Regions from separate parts of the Homo sapiens genome. Here all the other regions are linked to region 1. Evidence: chromatin loops called from intact Hi-C (ENCODE). Cell type or tissue: GM12878. All regions are shown on one strand.

Region 1 (8,000 bases):
CTGAAGGGCTCCTCGAGTGCCACCAAAGTGGGAGTCCAGGCAGAGGAGGCGCTAAGAGAGAGCAAGGGCTGTGAGGACTGCTAGCACGCTGTCACCTCTCAAAAGGTCTAATTGCAATGATTTCTCCAATTGGAGTTCTAAAGAATATTTGTTTCTAAAGATGAGTAAGGCATTTGCAAACTCTACATGAACACAAACACAGAATTGAAGTCCAAGCAAGAACTCTGCTCCTCTTTGCCTGGGGTGTTTGAAATGAAACAACAGCAACATCTTACTAACAAAGATCAAGGTTCAACTGGCTTCTTAAAGAAGCTGGTGGCGTTCAAGACACTTGACGTGTTTGCTGAAGTCTTTGGAATGCGATGGTAGGATTTGGCAGGTCTGTTTATTTGCAGTGTTAGTATAGAAGCCAAAAAGGGAGCTACAATAGAGTAAAGCAAAACACGATAATCTTGCAAAGAAAAAATCAAATGGAGCAGCACTATGAAGACTCTTATGAAAGGCAGAATAAAAATCTATTTAATGATTTTCCCTGTGAGCACTGTGAAAAAGAAATAACCTTGCCAAAGTAAAATAATTTAAATTCAATTCAACAAACATTTATTGAGTATATACTGCAGGACACATACTATTTTTCAGTGAAAACAAAAATGGGGTTGACTTTTTAAAAAAGTGTAAAAGTTACCATATAAACGTGACCAATATATGAGTAATTTCTCCCTTTTAGTTTTTTCTCCTTTTGGGGAATATTTCTGCCTTATTCTCATAGAGAATGTAATTTTCCTCCCACTTTCTGTATTCTTTTGAAATGTGCATGATTATTTTTCTCCATACTTACTTTTTCTTGTGTTGTTTAATAATATTTAAAATTATATGTATTCTTTATATATAAAAATATGATTTACGATTATATACATATATATCTATATTCTTCTTTTCCCTCTCTCCTTGGTAATAATATTTACTCCCTACTTCCTCCCATCCCTACCTAGAGGAACTGTGGGTGAATATTGGATAGTATTCTTCACTTGGATCAAATAAGCAGAATGAGAGTGAGAACTGGGTTATAATCTTTGTAACTATTATTCTGTTGTGCAAATTAAATTCTCTAGGCCTCATTTTTTTTTCTATAAAATTTACAGGGTGTAAAATGTGAAAAAGTAACCTTCTAGATTCATTACTGGAACTCTTGGTTGAGTTTGTAATTCAGAGATGTCAGGAAGAATGATGGCATATGACACAGATGGCTGATTGGTGGTAATCTATTAAGCTGGCCCTATATTAGCATATATGGAATGTTTATTCAGTTGCTGGGTGGACATGCAAGATATAGCTGCTGAGGCTGGGCCGGGTGGTTTGTGCCTGTAATCTCAGCACTCTGGAAGGCCGAGGTGGGCGGATCACCTGAGGTCAGGAATTTGACCAGCCTGGCCAACATGGCGAAACCTGGTCTCTACTAAAAATACAAAAATTAGCTGGGAGTGGTGGCACGCGCCTATATTTCCGCTACTTGGGAGGCTGAGGCACGAGAATCTCTTGAACCTGGGAGGAGGAGGTTGCAGTGAGCTGAGATCGCCAGGGTACTCCAGCCTGGGCAACAGAGCAACAGAGACTGATATGGTTTGGCTCTGTGTCCCCAACCAAATCTCATCTTGTAGCTCCCCTGTGTCATGGGAGGGACCTGGTGGGAGATGATTGAATCATGGGGGTGGGTCTTTCCCATGCTGCTCTTGTGATAGTGAATGGGTCTCACATGATCTGATGGTTTTAAAAATCAGAGTTTCAGCTGGTCACGGTGGCTCAGGCCTGTAATCCCAGCACTTTGGGAGGCCTAGGCAGGTGGATCACCTGAGGTCAGGAGTTCAAGACCAGGCTCTAACATGGTGAAACCCTGTTTGTACTAAAAATACAAAAAATTAGCCGGGCATGGTGGCACACGCCTGTAATCCCAGTTACTTGGGAGGCTGATACAGGAGAATTGCTTGAACCTGGGAGGTGGTTACAGTGAGCCGAGATCATACCATTGCACTCCAACTTGGGCAACAACAGCAAAACTCCATCTCAAAAACAAAGAAAACAAAACAACAGACCTCCTTCTTTCCTTCTTTTGTAAATTGCCCAGTCTTGGGTATGTCTTTTTTTTTTTTTTTTGAGACAGAGTCTGGCTCTGTCGCCAGGCTGGAGTGCAGTGGTGCCATCTTGGCTCACTGCAACCTCCACCTCCTGGGTTCAAGCAATTCTCCTGCCTCAGCCTCCCGAGTAGCTGGGACTATAGGTGCCTGCCACCACACCCAGCTAATTTTTGTATTTTTAGTAGAAAGGGGGTTTCACCACATTGGCCAGGATGGTTTCGATCTCTTGACCTTGTGATCTGCCTGCCTTGGCCTCCCAAAGTGCTGGGATTACAGGCGTGAGCCACCGTGGCCGACTCTCAGGTATGTCTTTATCAGCAGGGCAAAAAGGGACTAACACAGAGATCCTGCCTCCAAAAAAAAAAAGATATAACTGCTAAATTGTGAAAGGGATCTTGAATTAATAATAAGTCTGAGATAGCGTAAGATAAAATATTTAACTGGAAAGTATTTTTATATCTTATCAAGTAATAAAGCATTAAGGATGCCTGCCTGCTAGGTTGAATATTCCCCAACAATCAACTGATGAATTGGATTAATCCAGAAGACTCCAGCACATCTATTGGGAGATGGTCAGAGAGGTTGCCTGCTACTAGCAATTGAATTGGAGATCAAATTACACTTGTTAGACAGGATTAGTATTCTGTGTTCTATCATCGATGTGACTTCTGAAACGAAACTGTCGCAAACAACATTGAAAGATACTAGAATAGTAGAGAGTGTCACCTGGATGACACCAAACACAAATCAAGACCACTTAGAATATAAGAAACTGGAAGAAAAAAAAAAAGAAAACCCGAAACGAAAACCCCCAAACATAACATCCTTAATTGAGGTCATGTTTGTTCTAATCATGCTCATTTGAGAAGCTTGTAAATGAAAAGACAAGAGACTTCCTACTAAACAGCTGTTGTGGTTGAATTAAGGAGATAAGTGGTGACAAGCAACACTCAATTGCCATATGAGAGCAATACACAGATTGGGGTAAAACAGCCAGAATTAGGGTGGTTCCTTAGGAAGGGTGTCAGATTACCTCTGAGTAAAACCAATTCCCAGGTGAATTTTAAATCTGTTTATGTGGAAAACCTGGTTACTTAAGTAGTCTGTACCTACCAGCACTAGCTCTTTTAGTAGATGAAGTATCTTCAACTAAAGAATTATTTTACTCATTATTTACCTAAATAAGTCTTACCCAGATGGAGGAAAAATTAATTTACTTCACCTAGAATTTTACTACTCTGAGATTGATGATGGGTGCCCCATCTAAAGATCCATTTAGCTAAATGCTCATGTGTGTCTGTGCAAAAGACACTATAAATAGGGGTTTTCATATTTCTGTGTCAAAGAGAATCAACTATGAAGGAAGAGTTATTTATTTATGTTTATACAAGGCAAGCTGTTTTTAATGAAGTCTCTCTTGGGGATCATGAAACAGCTCTACGTGGCCCAAACAAATGATTATTGCTGACTCATCCTGGCCAACGTGGGCCCTTTTTTTTTTTTTCTCTCTCTCTGTCGTCCAGGCTGGAGTGCAGTGGCACAATCTTGGCTCACTGCAACCTCCACCTCCTGAGTTTAAGTGATTTTCCTGCCTCAGCCTCCTGAGTCGCTGGACTACAGGTATGCGCCACCATACCCGACTAATTTTTGTATTTTCAGTAGAGCCGGCATTTCACCATGTTGGCCAGGCTCGTCTTGAACTCCTGGCCTCAAGCGATCCACCCACCTTGGCCTCCCAAAGTGCTGAAATTACAGGCATGAGTCACCACGCCTGGCCATGGGCACTTCTTTCCTCCCTTCTCCGTCTTGTTACTTTGTCTCTAAACCATAGTTCTCCATTTGTGTTCTTGGTAGCATGAGTATCACCTGGGAACTTGTAAGAAATGCATATGGTTAGGCTCATCCCAGACCTGTGGGATCAGGAACGCTGGGGCAGAGCCCAAGGATTTGTGTTTGCTCTCATCAATGTACATGACTGATGCATGCTCAAGTCTGAGAATCAATGCTCTAAATCAGGGGTCTGCAATCTACGGCTTATGGGCAAAGTCAGCTTCTTGACTGATATGGTACAGCTGGTGAGCAAGAAATGATTTTTATATTTTTAAACGTTAAAAAAGGGGGAATAGTATTTCATGAGAGATGAAAATTATATAAAATTTAAGTTTTAGTGTTTGTCCATAAATACAGTTTGATTGGAACATAGTTCCACCTATTCACTTATAGCTTTGCACTACAACAGCAAACTGGGGTCATTGCAACAGAGACCATATGGCCCAAAGGCCTAAAATACTTATTATCTGCCCCTTTACAGAAAGAGTTTGCTGACCCCGCTTGAAATCCTTTGTTCCTTCATCCTCCTCCTCTGTCTCCATGCCCACCCCCCCACACTCATTCCCATCTGAGGCCAGGACTCAGTCTGTGTCATTCGTTGTCACTGATAGTCTCCCATCTTCTTGGAACTCAGGGTCAAAGAGATTGTTGACCTTCACTTTAGCATCGTGTGCAGGGAAGCAAAGAAGCCTCGATTTTCATATGCAAACTGGATTTACTGGTGTCTGTCCAGAGGGAACATTACCCCGTGTAGCTTGCATTCACATTTTTGCTTCAGGGTTGAGGGCATGTATTTTCTTAGCATTTGATTATGGATCTGTTTTTAGAGGAACATGCTGTGGGGCAAAGGCCGGCCTGTTACTGTTTGTTCTGTCTAGAATGCTTTGGCATGCACACGGTAGATTATTGCAAATTGTTGAAATGAATATTTGTGGTTTAGGAACTCGTTAGTTGTCATTCTAGATGAGGTTATGTGTCTGTCAACTTCGGGTTCTCACTTCCTGAAAAAGATCCTCTCCTAATGTTTCATGAATTAAAGGCTCATACACACACTGCAAACTGAAGCAAGAAGTATGAACGCAATTGTACTGCCTGTGGCAAGACAAGATGCTTCTGCCCTGCAACCATCAGCTTCTTTCTGGGACAGTATGCTTATTTGCTTAATGCTAGCATAACCACCACTGAAACTGTGATCTGTGTTAAAATTAATCTTTTAAATCACTTAATAATGTGCTGCAGGAGCGGCCAATTGTACATGGACTACTTAAGTGAACTACTTTTAACATGAAGAGGAATATTTCATTTTGATTTTAATTTCACATTAATTTAGTTATGTGAGTGTCTGACAATGACACAATTTCACTTATTTTTCCCTGGGGAGATGTCAATGAATTCTCAATTTCCTTCCAAGGAGCCAGTCTTAGAATATTTGTGTGGTCTGTTTCATTGCTTTCCTTTTCCGTTCTAATAGGGCCAGCTGGGCTTTGACTCAGTGTAGCCGAGTGGGGGTGGAGGAGGGGGAACTGAATGTGTGTGTTTGTGTGTGTGCACGAACGTGTGTCTTATAAGGAGGGAAGGACTGGCTTGAGTTCCGGATTCAGCAATAAAGGGTGTAGAAGAAACAGCACTATGGAAATTTCAAATGGCAACAAATACAAGTGGAGGTCTACAGTTCAACAAAAATCACGGTTGATTATTAGTAAAAATTTTGTTTTAGACAAAATTTTCTCTCTACAGAGAGCAACTTTCTGAATGTGCACAGTGAGAGGCAGGAAACTGTTTTACTTCCTTGTTGCCTGGGACGAGAAGAAGAAGGCAGTGTCAGGTGAAGAGATGATGGGAAGGCGTGAGTAGTTTGGGAGGAGAAAAGATGGCAATACTGTGAAAAAGGCCTTTGTTGTGTTTATACCAATGACCTTTTATTCTTGCAAGTTTTTAATGAAAAAATTTAAAGATACAGAACGTTGAAAGAATAGTCCAATGAATACCTGTATATGCACCCGACTAGATTTAACAGATTCTTAACATTTTCTTACTTTTGCTTTATCCACCCATCAATGTATCCATCCGTCCATCCATCCCTTGTCCATCTGATATATCTCTCTCTCTCTTCATCCATCCCATTCCATCCATCCAAACTAGGGAGACTGAATAGTGCCCTAATTAAGAACCAGAAGAAGGCTGGGTGCGGTGGCTCATGCCTGTAATCCCAGCACTTTGGGAGGCCGAGGCGGGCGGATCACAAGGTCAGGAGGTCGAGACCATCCTGGCTAAATCATGAAACCCCGTCTCTACTAAAAATATAAAAAGTTAGTCGGGCGTGGTGGTGGGCGCCTGTAGTCCCAGCTACTCCGGAGGCTGAGGCAGGAGAATGGTGTGAACCCGGGAGGCGGAGCTTGCAGTGAACCGAGATCGCGCCACTGCACTCCAGCCTGGGCGACAGAGCGAGACTCCGTCTCAAAAAAAAAAAAAAAAAAAAGAAGAATGGTTTCTGCTCTTGATCTTCAGAGCAGAAGGATGTCTTTTTTTAGACCCACAAAAAGGGGGGTTCCATAAGGGAAGTGAAAGATGAAGGTGACTTTTGTGTTGTGATCTTTATAACAGATTCAATGGGAAGCTAAATGTCTGGCAACGATGATTACTGAGATGAAGGAAGGCAAGGACTTTCATTTGACTGAGTGACCATAACCATGAACCAACCTGAAAATTCGTTGGTATTAGAAAGTAGAAGAGTAAAGCAGATAGATAATTTTATCTTAAATTGTTGAATTTTATTACCAGGTAATACAGAAAATATTAGACTTCTTTTCTGGGGGGCAGGGTGGCGGGGGGGACAAAGTCTCACTGTGTTGTCCAGGCTGGAATGTCGTGCAGTGATCTCAGCTCCCTGCAGCCTCTGCCTCCTGGGTTCAAGCAATTCTTGTGCCTCAGCCTCCCGAGTAGCTGGGATTACAGGCATGCACCACCATGCTGGGCTAATTTAGTAGAGATGGGGTTTCACCATGTTGGCCAGGCTGGTCATGAACTCCTGACCTCAAGTGATCTGCCAACCTTGGCCTCCCAAAGTGCTGGGACTACAGGCATGAGTCACTGTGCCCGGCCAGAAAATAGTATCCTTTTTTATGTTTGTTTTCTCAGTTTGGTTTACTAATACTATCCAAACCTCAGGGTTTTTATGTATTCAGGTAAGAAAATGGAAAATGAAGACAGATTTCCAAGTACACTTCCCCCAGAGTGATTCCATAGTGACAATAGGAATACATGAATGGAAAATTCGCTTAAAAAAGAAGATGTTGGAATTATCCCTTTTATTTCAGTCTCTTAGATATCGCTTCCATGCACGTGCTGAAAACGCAGGTCTCAGGATCCTGCAAAGAACATGGCCTTGTTTCCTCCCGAGTGGCTGAAGACAATTGTAAGCCACAACACTCTCAGCCGTATCAAATCACAGGATATGGATTTTATGGATCTTTTAATTCTTACTTCAGTCTTCCTTACAAAATTTCTTAAATATGAATGGAGAGAAAGTCCGTGTTTCAAAGTAATGTGATTTTGTTTACCACTTAGAAACAATTAGTGACACGTCCTTCAATTCTTTCCTCTGCCTCTTTAAAAGTGCTATTGAGAAGCAAGGAAGCAGGACAGGACAGGCAAGACTGCACAGATAAAGAGGACGGAGCATGGCCAGGCATGGTGGCTCATGCCTGTAATCCTAGTAGTTTGGGAGGCCGAGGTGGGCAGATCCCTTGAGCCCAGGAATTTGAGACCAGCCTGAGCAACATAGCAAAACCCCATCTCTACAAAAAACAAACAAACAAACAAACAAAAAACAAAACGTTAGCCGGGTGTGGTGGCAGGTGCCTGTCATCCTAGCTACTCAGGAAGCTGAGGTGAGAGGATCACCTGAGCCCAGGAGGTTGAGGCTGTGGTGAGCCCTGATGGTGTCACTGCACTCCAGCCTGGGTGACAAAGTGAGACCCTGTCCCCAAAATAAATAAATAAGTAAGCAAATAAATAAATAAATAAATAAAGAGGATG
Region 2 (8,000 bases), 91 kb before region 1:
GTGATCTCTTGTAAATGTTTTTTTTTTTTTTTTTTTTAAATATCCAAAGAAGACCTGTGAACTATTATTTGTCAGAAGCAATTGCCCTTGGTATCTGATTCTGTTGAAAGAAATGCGTTGATTTGTCCAGACCTTTATCTTAATGTAGTTTGTACCTACTTATTTCACATCTTCTTTCTCTTCTTAATGATGGTCTTAGCTGGTACCCTGGAAACCAGGTAACTGCTGGGGAAAAACACTGAGTAGATATATAGACAACTTGAATATTCTCTGAAAATGGGCATGGAATCTTTATTGTTATATCAAATTTTCTCTAATTATATCTAATCCTTTAAATTTATTGTATCTCTTAAGACATTAGATAAGCCAGTGAACATGAGCTTTTTTCTTTGGCTTAATTATAGTGGACAACTATTAGGAAGGAACTGTGAGGTTGCAAATAGAATATTTTGAAAGATAAAGTACTCTTTATGTGTTTTGGGGTAATGTTTTTGGAGTGGTTTCTCAGGAAATCGTATAAAGACTGGATTTGAAGAATCTAATAATTCCTATTTTGGGGTTGTAATAAGAACTACATATGATATCTAAAAATGACTTAAGTGTGGAATGGCTGGCTCTGAAGGGCTCCTCAACCTCTCAGTCTCAATTAGTGATATCAATTACACTGAAAGTGTTTTCAACAACTGAAAGTGTCAATCAACACTTTCAGTGTAATTGACATCACTAACTAATTTCAGTATATTCAGCTGTATTTTTGTTCCAGCTTGATTAATGAAGCCCGGGGGACCCCAGGAGTATTAAGTTAGAAGTAGGATGTCTCAATCCTAAAGGGGACCAAATATCATGGTTCCTATTTTCTGTCCTTGTGTTTGTAGATATTTGAAATTCTGTATTATATGGGAATTAGCCTGAAAGTGGATTTCATGATATCAAGATGGCCACCTTCCTTGAATTCCCCAGGTCTGCTTATACTTATACTTATGTAACTTAAGAAGTGGCATTTAAGTTCTCTTGAGAAAATACAAGGGTAGTCTTGAAACCACAGCAGTGCCCAGCCTGCCAAAGGAAGGCTTTTGTGAAACGCCTTTCCAGCCACAGCCTTTGAGGCAGACGTCTAGGTAAGTGTCACATGAGAACAGATGTCTGGTAAATGCTCTCAAGAGTAAAAATCAACCATACAGAGTCCATTTCTCACCAGAATATAGTTCAATTGTAATTTTGAGGAGCCACAAGCCTAAGAAGGAAGCAGTGTGATTAAAACAGCATTCTCCTTTTCCCTCTAGAAGTCAGAAATGGGATGAAATGGGAGGCAGAGAGAATGAAATAGTGTGTTTTTCTTCTGCACCCTAAGGATTTAAATAACATAAAAAATTATTTCTTAATGTTTTACAGACTTTCCATACTCAGTACATTTTTGAACAAAAATAGGGAAAGCTGAGATTTTTTGACTCAACAAGGCCGTCAGTGCTGAGAGGTGGTGATTGAGCAGGCTTGGAAGTCTAGGAATACATTCCTGAAAGCTTTAGAGATTTAGAAATAGAAACCATCTGCAAGCACCACAGGGGCCCAGGGCATAAGGAAACACTTCAGGATAATATAGGAAAATGGTGTGCAGTGGAGAAAGCAAAGCATTTACACAATATTTTCCCCTTATCACTTAAGCATTTTATAAACTCTTTTTTTTTTTGGTTCGTTTTGAAGGAGGCAGGACTGGACTTCATTGGTTTGTGTTTTGAACTTCTGTTTGAAGTAGATATTTCAGCAATTTGTACATTGTGTAGGGAGTATAATATTTAGAAAGCATGATTTGGAGGGTTAGGCATGGTGGGGATGGACTTTGGAGCCACAGCACCAGGTTCGAATCTTCTCTCAGCCATTTACTGGTTGTATGATCTTTGGTAAATTGCTTACCTTCTCTGTGCCTCAATTTTATTTAGAAAATGGGAATTGTGATACATGGTTACTGTAAGTATTAAACAAAATTGTCATGCACTTAGGACAATGCCTCCTTATATTCAGTGCATCTTTTTAAAGGAGTGTGAATATCAGTTTTCTTTACTGCATCCTTCATCTATAGCTACTCATATGTTTGTTTCAAAGAGACCATTATTGCAAGACAGGCCAATGGTGGTGCCTTGCTCAGTAGGTAGAATATAGAAGTCTGCGGTTTAGAAAACTCCTCCAGGTGTGGTTAAGAATACGCTAAATACGTCAGTAGTTCATGTGGACTAAGTTTCAAAAGTGGGTAGGTTAATACAACCCAGCCTCCATACTGAATTTGTACTTTTTTTAATTGAAGGAAAAAAATGAAAGTCCTTGGAACTTCAGAGACAGGATTACTGCTTTGATATGTTGAGACCTGGACTCACCCTGATTAGCTGTATGACCTTGGGTGTAGATGTAACTCATTCAGATTCCTGAAAATCCTTAGCTTTGTTGTGTCTTGAATCAGATGTATCATTAGCATTTGAAAGAAGTCTAAGTCATTAGTACTAAGGTTGATAAGCCAACTTAGGTATTTTACATTCCATATTATTCCCACTACCTCCACCCTGCCCCTGCCAAACAGGCATCAGATGCCCACCGCCTCCATACCTGGAGTAAAACTGAAAGTTGTATTATGTAGGAATGTAAAGATGTTGTGATCTATTGACAAATCTTTGGAAGGAATTATCCCCGTGGGGACCTTAGAAATCAGGAACTCTGAACAACAAAACAAAAAAGTCTTTGGAATTTCAGCTATTTGGGGTGGATCAATTCTGGAACTGGTCTTAACATTTCAGACATTTACTTCAGGGATATGCCCAAGGATTTGCTTTTGTCCTTCTGGACACTTTGTTGTTGAGCAAAGGTGAATTCACTCTCATTTTGGGTAAATTGTTGTTTAACAGCTTCCTTAAACAGGTTTTTGTATCTTACGGATTCTGGAGGGAAGTCATATATTTTACTCTATCTGTCAGGTGTTCACTGTAAGGAAGGGGATTTTAGATATAGTGGTTATGTCTTTTAAAAAGTTTCCTAGGATTTCAATCCGTGTAGATGGAGCTACACTGTACTTCTCCTAAGCCTTGGCCATTTTATCTTAGGTAATATGGACTCTTCAGGGGGGGAAAAAAGGGGAAGGGGGGCTCTTGAATAAAATGGGTAGCCTTTTCACATATTGACATCTTCAGTATTAATTTAGAGAGAGCGATACTAACTTCTTCAATGAAAAATTATTTATGGAAGAGATCCAGTGTATACTTCTAATATTTCATCAGTATTACGTTAAATTGCTTGTAGATTAGAGGTGCTTCTTGTCATAGTGAATGGAGACTAATACCTTAAGTCATTCCTTTCTAGTATGATGATTGTGGTTGCTCTTACTGAGGACTATAAATGTGGATTTGGTTGATACTTTCACGTTTCTCCTTGGACATTGCAGATGGAAGTCATAACCCCAAATGTCTTACTTATCTGCAATTTTGCTCTGAGATATGGACCAGGCTCTAGCAGACCGTCTGCCACTGTGTAGTTAGTGTTGCCTGATTAGAAATAAACCAAGTCCTGCCTAAATTGGTCAATCTGTTTTGTTCCGCGTCCACGCAGGATCCACTTACAGAAAGCCAGTGGCTGCTTTTAACCACTATCGAAACCTCAGTCCTTTGTAAGTACTTTCCTTGGAGCAGAAGGTTTAAAAGCTCATGACTAAACACTCATTTTGGAACTCAAAATAATCTTAGAGAAGTTAGTGGGTTGCTCAGAGTCCCACGAGCTGCTTATGGGCTGCGTGGAAACCCAGGTTATTTCCCCATAAAGCCTCACTCCTGCTGCCCCTCTCTTCTGAGAGAGAAGCAGAGAATGTCTAATTGAGTCACTCTTACTCACTGTCTGCAACGTAAAACTTTTTTTTCTACCATTTTTTTTTGTACCCTAGAACCATTAAAAAAAAAACCAGTCTGGATCCTATATCCGTCTCATGATCTCCCCCAGAGGAGACCTCTTCGGCCTTTTAATACACCACACATGCCCCAGGGGGACGGTGCAGTCACTACCTGCTGCCACTTCATCCACAGGCCATCTTCCCCTCAACTTACTCCTTTCTGCTTCTTACATTATGTGCACGTGGTTTCCTTTATATGCCAAAAAGTATATGGCATGCACTGAAATAACTTTCTTCATAAAACTAAACTTTAGTTTTTCTAAAATTTAAGTTAAATCCTTGTTTTTCTCCCAAAATGCACAGTGGTTGGGGGCTGGGAAGCTGGCGATGGTGGGTATGTGTTTGAAAAGAACGCCAGCTGGCTTTAGACTTATTTGGGGGCTATAGAGCAAGCGGAGCAGTCAGGCATCCCACCCACCCCTGAAATGCTCGGGGCCCTCTTGGCAGATCCAGTGTGCACGTTGTCGTGGCAGGTGGTGGATGGAGAGCTTTTATGCCGATTTCTAGCGTTATCTGGCTTATTGGTTTGAGAGCTGCATACAACGGGATGTTTAATCTTTTTTATTTAAAATTACCATTTATAGTATTTGGGGTGATTTAGAGGATTTAAAAAATCTGTTAGATTCTGAAGTAGTCCTTAAAATATGGAACATAAGTGCTTAAGATGCTAAAACACTTTCTAAAGCATACTATTGGGATGTTTGAAACTGATGTTGGTAAATGTAAACTGTGTGCATTTGTGTTTGGATAATCTGTGATAAGTTTAGTTTTTGATGAGACACAATTTTAATTTCACATTTAAAATGACATATTGAGGTCAATAAGAGCAGGTTTGAATTTACATTTTCCAGAGAAACCCACAATTAATAGGTAACTTTTATTTTCATAATGCTTTTAATTATTACACTTACGTAGATTCAGAAATGGATATATTCCTAAAATAAACCAAAATTAAAACTTCTTTGTCTTTTTAAAGAAAAGCTGTGGTTCTATTAGAGAAAAATACTTCTTTTTTAAGTTTATGAAGAAATAGCTGTTAGATAAAAACTTTTCCTGGTTGAGCTTTCTAAATTACAAATTTCCTGAATTGCATGGCAAAGTGACTTTGAAAAGACCCACTTCATTTTTCCTTTGACAGTCTATTCAAAACACCATTACCACGTAGACTAATACAATAACCAAGGTAAATAGTAACAAGATCTAATGGGGGAAATAGTGTATCAAAAGGGGGAAAACAGTATCCACTGACAGAGAGAACTAGCTGTTTCTTAAAGAGACAGAGAAGAAAGGTTTCCTCGGAGTTATTGGGTCTTCATAGGATGGTCTCCTGTCCTTCTCTGAGCTTGCCTTGGAAACTGTAGAGGCTGTAGGAATATTTGCTGTCTTTAACCCTTACTAATGTTCTCAGCTATTTCATTAGAGGATCACAGTGTCTGTATTTGCCTTAGGTGTAAGATGATTGGAGAAAAGGAAAATGTAGAGAAATCAGATTGACTTTAGATGGACAGGCAGAGAGTTCTGGAGTGACTTCCCACTCCTTAATTCTGCAATGCACCCAGAAGGCAGGGTGAGGTTAGATGATCACCTGGGTATTTACTATAGCCATTATTACTGTGATTAGATAAAGTGTCCTGGAATCTTCTCTGAATAACTCATTTTTCTTTTTTTTTTTTTTCTTTTTTTCGTTTTGCTCTGTCGCCCAGGCTGGAGTGCAGTGGCGCAATCTCAGCTCACTGCAACCTCAGCCTCCTGGGTTCAAGCGATTCTCCTGCCTCAGCCTCCCGAGTAGCTGGGATTACTGGCACCCGCCACCATGCCCAGCTAATTTTTTCGTATTTTTAGTAGAGACAAGGTTTCACCATGTTGGTCAGGCTGGTCTTGAACTCCTGACTTCGTGATCCACCTGTCTTGGCCTCCCAAAGTGCTAGGATTACAGGTGTGAGCCACCGCACCCGTCCTTTTTTCTTTTTAGACAGTCTCACTCTGTCGCCCAGGCTGGAGTGCAGTGGCGCAATTTCTGCTCACCACAACCTCTGCCTCCTGGGTTCAAGCAATTCTCGTGCCTCAGCCTCCCTAGTAGCTGGGACTACAGGTGTACGCCACCAAGCTTGACTAATTTTTATATATATATATATATACAATATTTTTTTTGACAGAGTCTCGCCGTGTCGCCCAGGCTGGAGTGCAGTGGCACGATCTCGGCTCACTGCAACCTCCGCCTCCCAGGTTCAAGCAATTCTTTTGCCCCAGCCTCCAAAGTAGCTGGGCCTACAGGTGCCGCCACTATGCCCGGCTAATTTTTTTGTATTTTTTAGTAGAGATGGGGTTTCACTATATTGGCCAGGCTGGTCACAAACTCCTAACCTCAAGTGATCTGCTCTCCTTGGCCTCCCAAAGTGCTGGGATTACAGGCGTGAGCCACCATGCCCGGCCAATAACTCATTTTTCTAAGGAAGAAAGAATCTCGATTAACAATTGGTGATGACAGTGCCTCCAAAGGCTTCTCATAATCACCCAACCTCAGGTAAACAGGGTGAATGCCACCCTATTGACAGGAGGTTTATTGTGGCACTGGGTTTTGCTCAGTAGCCCTGGTGATCTGTTGTTGAGAACCCAAGCTCATATTTCCCAAGGCTCACCCAACTGGACTTTAGAAACCTGGTTCCAGAATTTTCAAATGTTTGGTTTTCAGGCAGATAGTAACAAGTGTTTGTACCAATGTTCTCCAGAAGGTTGTTAAGACAAGATTGATAATGCTTCCCAGGTATGTGTTTCTTTTTCTGACTCACAGCTGCATGTTACTAGTTTTCCTCATCTGACCCGATGATTGACTGATGGAAAGTCTCATTGAAGGTTTGGTTATCCTTTCATTGGTAGAAGAGACAAAAACAGGACATAAGTGGCTTATTCCATTCACCTCTACTTTTCTATTGTAACTGGATTTATTTCTGCCATCCAGACAGAGAGCCTGGGCTTTGATTTCATCTGTACCAAAGTTTTCTGGGTGGACAGGTACAGGGGGTCATCGTAAGAGAACTCAACTGACCACAATGCAGAGAGAGGTAACTATCCAATGGAATGGTAACATGGTTCCACTACGGTAAGAACTGTAGTGTTAAATGAAATGAATTCTTAATGGGAAAGGAGTCCTATGAATATTTCTAAGTTGTTATGTTTAACTTAACTAACTCTTAAATGCAGGGAATTTAACTTAAAAGTGAATTTAACAAAGAAGTGAATTTAAAAGCCAACAAGCTTCATATCTCTCCACCTCACCCCAAACCCGTGTTAATTAGCCCTTCTTGCTTAAATCAAATCACCTTGTTGAAATTTAATGCTGTGACTAGCAATGTATTCTTTGACCATATCCTTGTTTCCAGCAACAAATACTGCCACGTTAAGGGGAGAAGGAAGTGATGGATAGAGGGACCAGTTGGCAGATTGGGACACACGTACAAACACTATTCCTTTAACTTGCTTTCTTTAGATCCGTAGTTCCTACCTGTGAGTCTCATTTCTGTATTGATCCGCATTGGCTAAGCATACGACTAAAGCGGGATTCTTTGTCTTTTCTTCAGTGAGCTAGCCAGGAATCTCAGAAAAAGGGCAAAGAAGTCCAGAATGATGTAATGCTGCAAAAAATGTTACTGCTGTTTCTAAGGGGAGTGGAAGAAACCCAAGCCAGTTTTGAGTTGAGTGTGCTTCCTGTTGGAAGGGGGTGAGAATTCAGAGATGTATACCTATTAAAAAAAAAACAAAACTCTTAGGATATCACACAGCGTGGCAAACCAGCAAGCCCTGACCTGTTAGCAGTTGTTTGCATAGTTTACCAGGTAGAGAAAGCATCCACAGATAGAATCAAATGTTTGAGGACACTAACGTGCACTGTGGTTAGTGTGAGGTTTAACTGGCTGGGGACACATTTCCACTTAAATCTGATTCTGATAACACATTTAACTACTTCCCTAGCTAATTACACAGTTCCAGGCTTGAGAGAGGAAAAGGCACCTGTGAGCAGTGGCATGTCTTGTTAAATAAGGTTTGAAAACCCTTCCGAAAAGGAAGAAATGGCTGTACT
Region 3 (8,000 bases), 110 kb after region 1:
GCTATGTTGCTCAGGCTAAACTCAAAATCTTGGGCTCAAGTGATCCCTCTATCTCAGTCCTATGAGTAGCTGAGACTACAGGTGCACACCACTGCATCTGGCCTCTCGATTCTGTTTTAACACAAATAATATGCCAAGATCTTCAGGCTCTTAAAATTTTATTTGGTAATGCTATATTTTCCCAAGGTTAAAAGATGCTTCCCAATTTATGGAAGATAGTAGGCTCCTTCCCTGTTAATTCAGGTTACTTAAGACTGGGAGTCTTGTGAATGATCACAATGGGATACATGGAGCCCCATGTTACAGTTGTCATTTCATGGACTTTGAAATGTAATAAGGGTGGGCCTCTTTGGTCCCGTAGCCCATTCCTCTGGCTTGATGTTTCATACACATAGCTCCCCAATTCTTCTCTTTATTCACAGAAATCTGCAGATTTTATCCAGGTTGATCACCTGATAGAACTCAATATTTTTTTTGTTTTGTAAGAGTTGTAAATATATTTTTCCTTGACTTCTTAAGACCATTGTACCATCTAAAGACAATTGATGGAATCTCAAGGTATTTAAAAGTATAGTTTTTATTAAGTGGTAAAGATTTTTTTTCTTGGTGTGATTCTGCATTCTTTCATGGTCTTAAGACCTTACAACTCTGATGAATATTTAAGATGATATTCAGTTGAATTTTGGATAGCTCACTTGGCTTTCTCTGACTTGCTGTTACAATTTATGAGGCCATTCTAACAACAGATACACATGTGCAAACATTTATGCACAATGGAGAAAATTTGAGCTCACAGGCCTACTTTCCACTTTTTCTCCTCAAAAAGTGTAACTTTGGTTGGAATAGAAAGAGAGGAATTGAATCTTCTTTTATTCCCTTGTGGATTATGTTGGGGAAGTAAATCAATATTAAGAACTGTATGTAAGAAAAAGGAAATTCCAAAATTTGCAATGGAGTATATTGGTATATTGGTAAGGGATAGCATAATTTTAGCCATTTCCAACTCATCTTTCTTTCAACATTCATTATCAAATATTTACTGAGCCCCTACTATGGGTCAAGTATGGTTCCAGGTGATTTGAGATATACAGGTGAACCAAATGAACAAAGACAGATGATAAACAGTCACCATAATACAATGGTAATTTATATAATATCCCAGAAGAGACAAAATGCTGTGGCAACAGGGAACAGTGGAGTAGGGTAGTGGGGGAAAAAGAAAGGCACTGGTTACCATTTAAATAGGGAGGTCTGGGAAGGCCTCACTGAAATGGGATAATTTGAGCAAAGATTTGAAGAAGTGAAGGGAATTAGCTATGCAGATATGTAGAGGAGAGGTTTCTAGGTAGAGAGGAGCTGCAGCCAAGGCATCATTGAGGGCAGCAAGAAGCCATTATGCCGGATCAGGGATGAGAAGGAGAGCTCTAATGGGGACAGTTCAAGGAGGGCCTGGTGGCCTTTATGGGTGTTGGCTCTTCCTCAGAGGGAACTAGTGAACCATTGCAGGGTATTGGGCAGAGCGCTGACATGATCTGACTTATGTTTTCAGAGGGTCATGTGTTTGGAATCGACATTTGAGGAATGTCTATTCCATGTAATTACATGGAATCACAAAGAGTCTATGACCTAAGTGAGGGAGAATGGCTTGAGCCAGTATGGAAGCAGAAGAAGGAGTGAGCAGTGGTTAGGTCCGAGGTAGCCTTTGAAGGTAGAGCTAAGAGCATTTTTGACATTGGATGTGTGATATGGTGTGTTTTATTTATAAAATAAACATCTAGTTTGGTGGAAATTTTCCAACTCAGTCTATTGAAGGAATTTCCAGAACTAAGCCAGATTTTTCATCTTTTGAATGAAAGGGTCAAATTGCAGTGCATGCAATTTTACACTTTACTCATTTACAACTTATTTTATTCATGGCTGTGAATGGCACAGACTTTATGATATGTAACTCAGAAACGGTTTCAAAGACCCCAACAAAACCTACTCATATTCCACATTGAGATAATCATTTAAATTGAAGAGAAGCACATTCTTTGTGGTCTTTGGAAGCAGCTCAGCCCTTAATGATTGTGACTCAAACAGAGGCAACACAGTTTTCATTTGAACATGTTATTCAGATACAGCAATGATATAAAAGAATATTGAGCTGGAGGTAATTTTTAAGCATTTTTTTTGATAAGAAGGATATCTGCTTACCATTTAAAGAGACTCAACTTGTTACAGAAATATATAATAGAGAAAGGGAGAATCTCCTGTAATCTTGCCCAAGAGTTTGTTGAAGATGCTGAAGGGAGAAAAGACGGCTGGGCTGGAATGTGTCTACCTGCAGACGTTTCGAAACCCCTCTGAAGTTTAATCATGGGAGTTGTTGGGATTGCCCTGGCCACACACAGACTGTAATTAGTTTGAGCTTCGGCTTTGATTTGTTGGCCCAGGCTGATGCATTTCTGAGTGCCCAGGAGAAGCACAGCAACTCAGCCCCCGCTAGGTGCGGGATGCCCGGCAAGCCCCAGAAAGGTTCTGTTCCGTCCGGTGCAGGCAGCGCAGTGAGGCTCAATCTGACTGCTGCTGGCTCTTCTCAGGCCCACCGCCTCTCTGCCCCTGACCGGGAGGATTTGATGCCCTTCAAAATGTAGAGCCTATTGATCTGTTTTCTAGGCAACGAATGCTGAAGCCATGTCCACTAATGTGGCTGCAGAAGGTTAAATATGGATTTGGCAAGAATTATGAGCTGCCCACGAATGTTTTAGAGATGGTCTGAAATGTAGACATAGAGAAAGAGGCAGCTCAGTGGCGGGTTTTGTGGGCACGTGTGCATCTCCTGAGGTGAAAGTTATGTCCTTTGTGTTTAATTGGCTTTGCAGTATCCTGGATCTTCATTATACAATACTCATACCTGAAAAATTAGTAAAAATGGGAGGAACACAGGCAATGTCAAAGACAAAAAAAAATTCTCTTTACACATGTCTTACACATTTTTGATATTATGCATGTATTAATCAGTCACCCTGTCATTCTCCCATTGCACTCGAGAAGGTAGAGTATTAAGAGAGAGAGAAAGAATATAAAATCTTCTGTAGAAGGCAGACTTTTAACATATGCGGACAAAGAAAACAAGAATTTAGCAATATGTTACTAAGTGACAGATTTAGAAAGTTCTTTGTCATTTGATCTTCAGGCTTTTTTCTCCTCTTGTTTTTTATACAAAGCGTGGGTAATAAAAATAGTTCTGTTGGTTTTCATTTCGAGTCTGGTTTCACGTCTGTCTTTTATGTGGTGGTAGCTGTAGTATGCTTGAATTCATAGAAAATACCTCACGGAATGCTTACATCTACTCTTAGGATATTTTCTAGATTTTTGTTTAATAAAATGTATGTACATATGGCCTGATTCATATTAAAGTGGATTTTTGCTGAACATTTCAGCCTCGGAAAACCTAGGTATGAATCTTGACTGTAATATCTCCCAGCCATGTAACCAGTAATAATATTACATCGCCTCTCTCAGGTCACATTTTTTATGTGTAAAATGCTGATAATTGCATGTCACTCACATGACATTTCACAGGGTTGCTTGGTGTGTTACAAGAAAAATATATGAGGTAGTAAATTGCAAATGATAAAGCCCACTAAAGACTAGTTATTAATATTGAAATATTCCTACCTTTATTTGAATATTACCATTAAGAGAACCTGTTTGAGAAAAAGTCCTAAAACGGAATTTAAAGCTCTCCTTGAGTAAAAGAGATGTGGAAATGATGGGATGGTTCAGGCTTCTGGATTTAGGTATTAGCCCTGGAGACAAACTAAAAAGGGAGGGGAAATTTTTCTAAACAGGCTTATGGATAAGTAGATACCTCAGAGACATGTCTTTGATTTTTCAGGTGGCTGTAATTGATTTATTGTGCCTGTGTGAAGTTTGTATGCAAATGTGATATTAACCCATAATTATATTCTAAAAGTGTGAATTATGTAGGCAATTAAATGTTATGAGACTGAAAGGTGATGCTATCCCAGAGGTATGGTTTTGTAGGATCAGATTTCCATTGTGTGTGTTGCTTTCCAGAATTAAAAACAGCACCCTACTCCCTCACCAGCTCCACTGTAAAAGTAACATGGGTCTGCGTGATTTAGAAAACTTTCTCTTCTGCTGGTTGTAGGGTGGAGCTTAAAAAGAAAATTGAAACTCTGCTTGTCTCGATGATCATATCTAAAAGCATATGATGTGCCACCAGATACAGGAACAAGAAGTTCTGCTGGTTTTTCTCTGGCTTTTTTCAGAGGGTGAGGTAGAGATAATATTCTTTCATCTTCTGTGCAGTTCTAAAGGCATTGTGGATTCTCAAAAATTACTAAACTACCCATGACAGTTTCAGATCTATGGCCTGGAAGAGTCTCTGGATGGTTTAATAGATTTCACCAGTTATTTGCTTCCTGAATGAATATTCAGGTTTTGTCAAGTTCAGGAGAACAGAGCACTTTAATAATCAGGAGAGTGAGAAAGCGTATTTATTTTGTGGATGAATGACGATGACTGCAGATGTAGCAAGTAGAACCAAATCAAAAAGTCATTAAAGATGCTAGTTGATGCTAATTGATTTAATGTGTTGGAATATCCGAGAGTTCAAAAGTAGCTTCGAATAAGCTGCTTTGTGGTTGTAACCCAGTTTCATCACTTACCAGATGGGAAATTTTGGGAAGGTTGCTTAGTCCCTCTGAGCCTCAATCTCCTCATCAGCAAAATGAGGGTAGAGCTATTGTGAGCTTTCCATAAATTATTACATTTAAGGTACCTGAAAGTATACCTAGAACATCACACTCACTCATTAATGCCAGCTATTAGTTAAATATTTTAGCAAAATAATTTAAGCAAGGAAATCTCTTCATATACTGAAATTCCTTGTAAAGCCAGAATAAAAACAATGTGTTCAAATTCTTTGGTTGGCTTTTTTTTTTTTTTTTTTTTTTTTTGACAGCACCTTGGTGACCTTGCTTTGTCACCCAGGCTGGAGTGCAGTTGTGTGAGCTCACTGCAGCCTTGAACTACTGGGCTCAAGTGATCTTCCCACTTTAGCCTCCTGAGTAGCTGGGATTACAGGCATGCACCACCATGCTTGGCTAATTTTTATTTTTCTATTTTTAGTAGAGATGAGGTCTTACTATGTCACCCAGGCTGCTCTTGAGCTCCTGAGCTCAAAGAATCCTCCCATCTTGGCCTCCCAAAGTGCTGGGATTACAGGAGCCCCCGTGTCCAGCTGTCTGTTGGCATTTGTATTATGACATTTGTCACAGTTGTTATGTTAATAGAATTGCTGAGAAAAAAGGGTATTGTGCTAGGTGAACCCAGGCTTCACTTTTCCTGCATCCCAGCCCTCACTGTGACGTAAAGAGGGACACTGACATGTAACAATAAGAGAAAGTACTGATGTGTAACAACTGGGCTTGAAATGTTCCTTATACATAGCGTAAGATAGGCATGCAGCAAATTCCCATTAGCCAATTCATTTTCAAAACAACCTCTGCTATAGTTATCCCAGTTTCATATACAACATATATGGCATCTGGCCAATAACCATATCCCAAGAGTCTCTCAATCTACATGGAACTGACTCCTTCTCCATCCTATCAGACATACCTCTTTCTTTCATTTTTTTCTGTTTCCTCCTTTCCCTCTCACAGTTTTACTGTACTCTTTGTTTTCTTCAATTTTTTTGTTCTTTTTCCCTGTCATATCTGAGGTTTTCCAAAAAAAGCTGTAGACATCCTCTACTACCTATTAAGTGACAGAAATACAGAAATTAGGCTCTCCTTAGCAGAGTATGCTTTACTCAATAAAGGAAGGATAGCATAATTTGGCCCTTCTAAATGTTAAAGTCACTGCACATATCTTTTGTTTGAATTAATCATGGTTTCCAGTCATTGTTGAAGTGAGGGTTAACTTATTTATTTCTGTAATTCTTCCTGCCCGCATATGAATACAGCAAATGGTAACTTGATCCAAGCCAAAGACTCCAAAAAAAGGAAGTAGTGGTGGGTTGTGCTTCTGTTGCTCTGGGGTTATACATTTCTTAGTGCTCTTTGGAAAAATAAATGGAGATACCAATAGGCATAATTATCACAAAGTGAAGGAGGGAAAGAACAATGAAACTGACATGAGAAGAATTGCGCATAGGTTGGCACTTCCGAATGTGGAAGTGTTGCTGCCAGGGAGGAACAGAACATACCGCTTTGGGCTCAGCTCTAATCCTGCAGAACAGGAGACCTGGCGGGGAAGGGGAAGAAAACGTGGGTGTAGCACAAAAGAAGCAGAAAGAAAATGAAGCAGTTTCCAAGGAACAGGTGACTAGGGCTCACCTAGTTGTGAAAACAGATCAGCTTTTTTTCCGAGCTTTTTTTTACTATTGAATAAAGTACAGTGACTCCTTAGACACTGCCACAGAACCTTCTTGTCTTGATGAATTGTCCTTCTTCTTAGCTTGCAGTAATGGGATTGTATATTTCCTTCTCTAGCTAGACTGGCAGCCTATCCCCCATGTGCTATTCCTCAAGTTGTGCAATTGCACAGCCATATTTTCTTCTTTGTTCAAAGTGTGTGCATGAGGCCTTGGAGACTTCACTGTTTTGAGCTGAAGTCAGTCTCTCTTACTCTGGTCTCAAGTTTCAGTGGGTATCTGCCTGTGTTCCAGACACATTTTCTGGTTGTAATTTTTCTACTTTCTACAATGCTTAAAAGTCAATGGGAATTGATCAAGATGTAAGAAAAACTCAGAGTTGTCTTTGGAGTACCTTCACGCTTTGTGATGCCCTTCTTAGAATTAGGACATTGAGAACGTGTCTATCCTACCTCTTTAGGGCCCACACTAGGATACGTGGGACTCTGGGCAAGTATTTTTTTTTGTGGGTCTCTCATTTATACAAGCAATTCCTTTGAAAAATGCTTTGCAAAATTTTAAACATATACAAGGTTTAGTGATTGACCACTGAAGATTAAGAATGATGGGTAAGGAGGTACTGATATATTTGTTTATTGTCCAGACTACTTGATAATTCTTTGCAGCATCCTGACACCACCTCTTTCCTTCTGGATCCAGGAATCATCTCTTCATATTAGTTATTGTCAAATGTGTTGTTCCTGAGTAATTCATATCTCCCACTGTGAGAAAAGGGTGGCAATCTTGTTATTATTCAAGACCTATAGCTTGTCAGAACCTGTCTGTGTTGAGACGTTCTGACTCTTCTTGCCTCTAAAGTCCCCAGTGCTATTTGTTTCATGCTGGCTACATCATTACTCATGATGCTGTACCATCCATCCTGCTGCCTGTGAATACTGGCTTCTGATGGCTTTTTCAGAGGTCGTGCCGGTGCTTCTTTGAAGGCGACCACAAATGCACAGAGTATGCAGGAAAATGTGCACAGTCATTTATTTTATGGTCAGGTAAATTTACCCTTTGGAACTTTATGGTATAAATATAGAACAACACATTTTCCAACCATGTCTTCTCTTGAACCCTTGAGGCTGTAATCACAGCACTCCTAAAATGTGATCTCTTTTCATGTTGACTGCACCCCTGGTTTCCTCACACTGTTTCCAGTGGTGGAGCAAGAAGAGTGATCCCATTTAGGCAAGGAATCCCTGACCCTTATCTGGCTCAGCTTAACCTGGGAGGGCACAGTCATCACATCAGCTGGAGGAAAGAATGAACATGGATTGGAAGAGCCTGCTGGTGTTGCAGAACAACAATCCGGAAAGCCCTTGGAGGAGGTGGGTGAAGCCACCTTCGAGCACTATGGTGCAGCCTGCAGAGGGATGGGGGATGGCCCTGGGTTTCAGCAGCAGGGGGTCCACAGCATAAACCTTGCCTGCCACCGCGGGTGCTGCAGAGCAAAGACAGCACCATAGTAGCAGCAAGAGGGACAACTGAGGAGGCAGGGAACCTCACATGCAGCTCGAACCCAAGAGCTGGCTGATGGCTGTTGGGAGCCCAGAGTCCTGAACTCATC

What was found. A loop is a pair of places that touch in the nucleus more often than their neighbours do. Peaks named below come from ENCODE experiments on the same cell type or tissue, not always from the same donor. Only the 100,000 strongest peaks of a DNase experiment are listed, where the experiment ranks them.
Region 2: a loop joins it to region 1, with 4 times the contacts of the local background. A loop is called at or near these places in 11 of 110 quality-filtered maps.
Region 3: a loop joins it to region 1, with 3 times the contacts of the local background. A loop is called at or near these places in 3 of 110 quality-filtered maps.

Annotation. Positions count from the first base shown.
Region 1 is chr5:17,312,236-17,320,235 of GRCh38, forward strand. No RefSeq gene overlaps it. Among named protein-coding and RNA genes, the nearest start is that of LINC02111, 71 kb to the right of the region's middle. In GM12878, no CTCF peak of the experiment used is centred here; DNase peaks (open chromatin) are centred at 2,956, 4,936, 5,456 and 6,546; H3K4me3 peaks cover 1,693 bases; H3K27ac peaks cover 1,797 bases.
Region 2 is chr5:17,221,349-17,229,348 of GRCh38, forward strand. All of the region lies in intron 1 of BASP1 (brain abundant membrane attached signal protein 1), which reads left to right. Among named protein-coding and RNA genes, the nearest start is that of BASP1, 7.7 kb to the left of the region's middle. RefSeq lists enhancers at 6,232-6,732, 7,853-7,932. In GM12878, no CTCF peak of the experiment used is centred here; DNase peaks (open chromatin) are centred at 1,085, 2,186, 3,783 and 7,693; H3K4me3 peaks cover 4,587 bases; H3K27ac peaks cover 5,051 bases.
Region 3 is chr5:17,422,353-17,430,352 of GRCh38, forward strand. The region is part of intron 1 of LINC02217 (long intergenic non-protein coding RNA 2217); the gene reads left to right. Among named protein-coding and RNA genes, the nearest start is that of LINC02218, 18 kb to the right of the region's middle. In GM12878, no CTCF peak of the experiment used is centred here; DNase peaks (open chromatin) are centred at 3,211 and 4,179.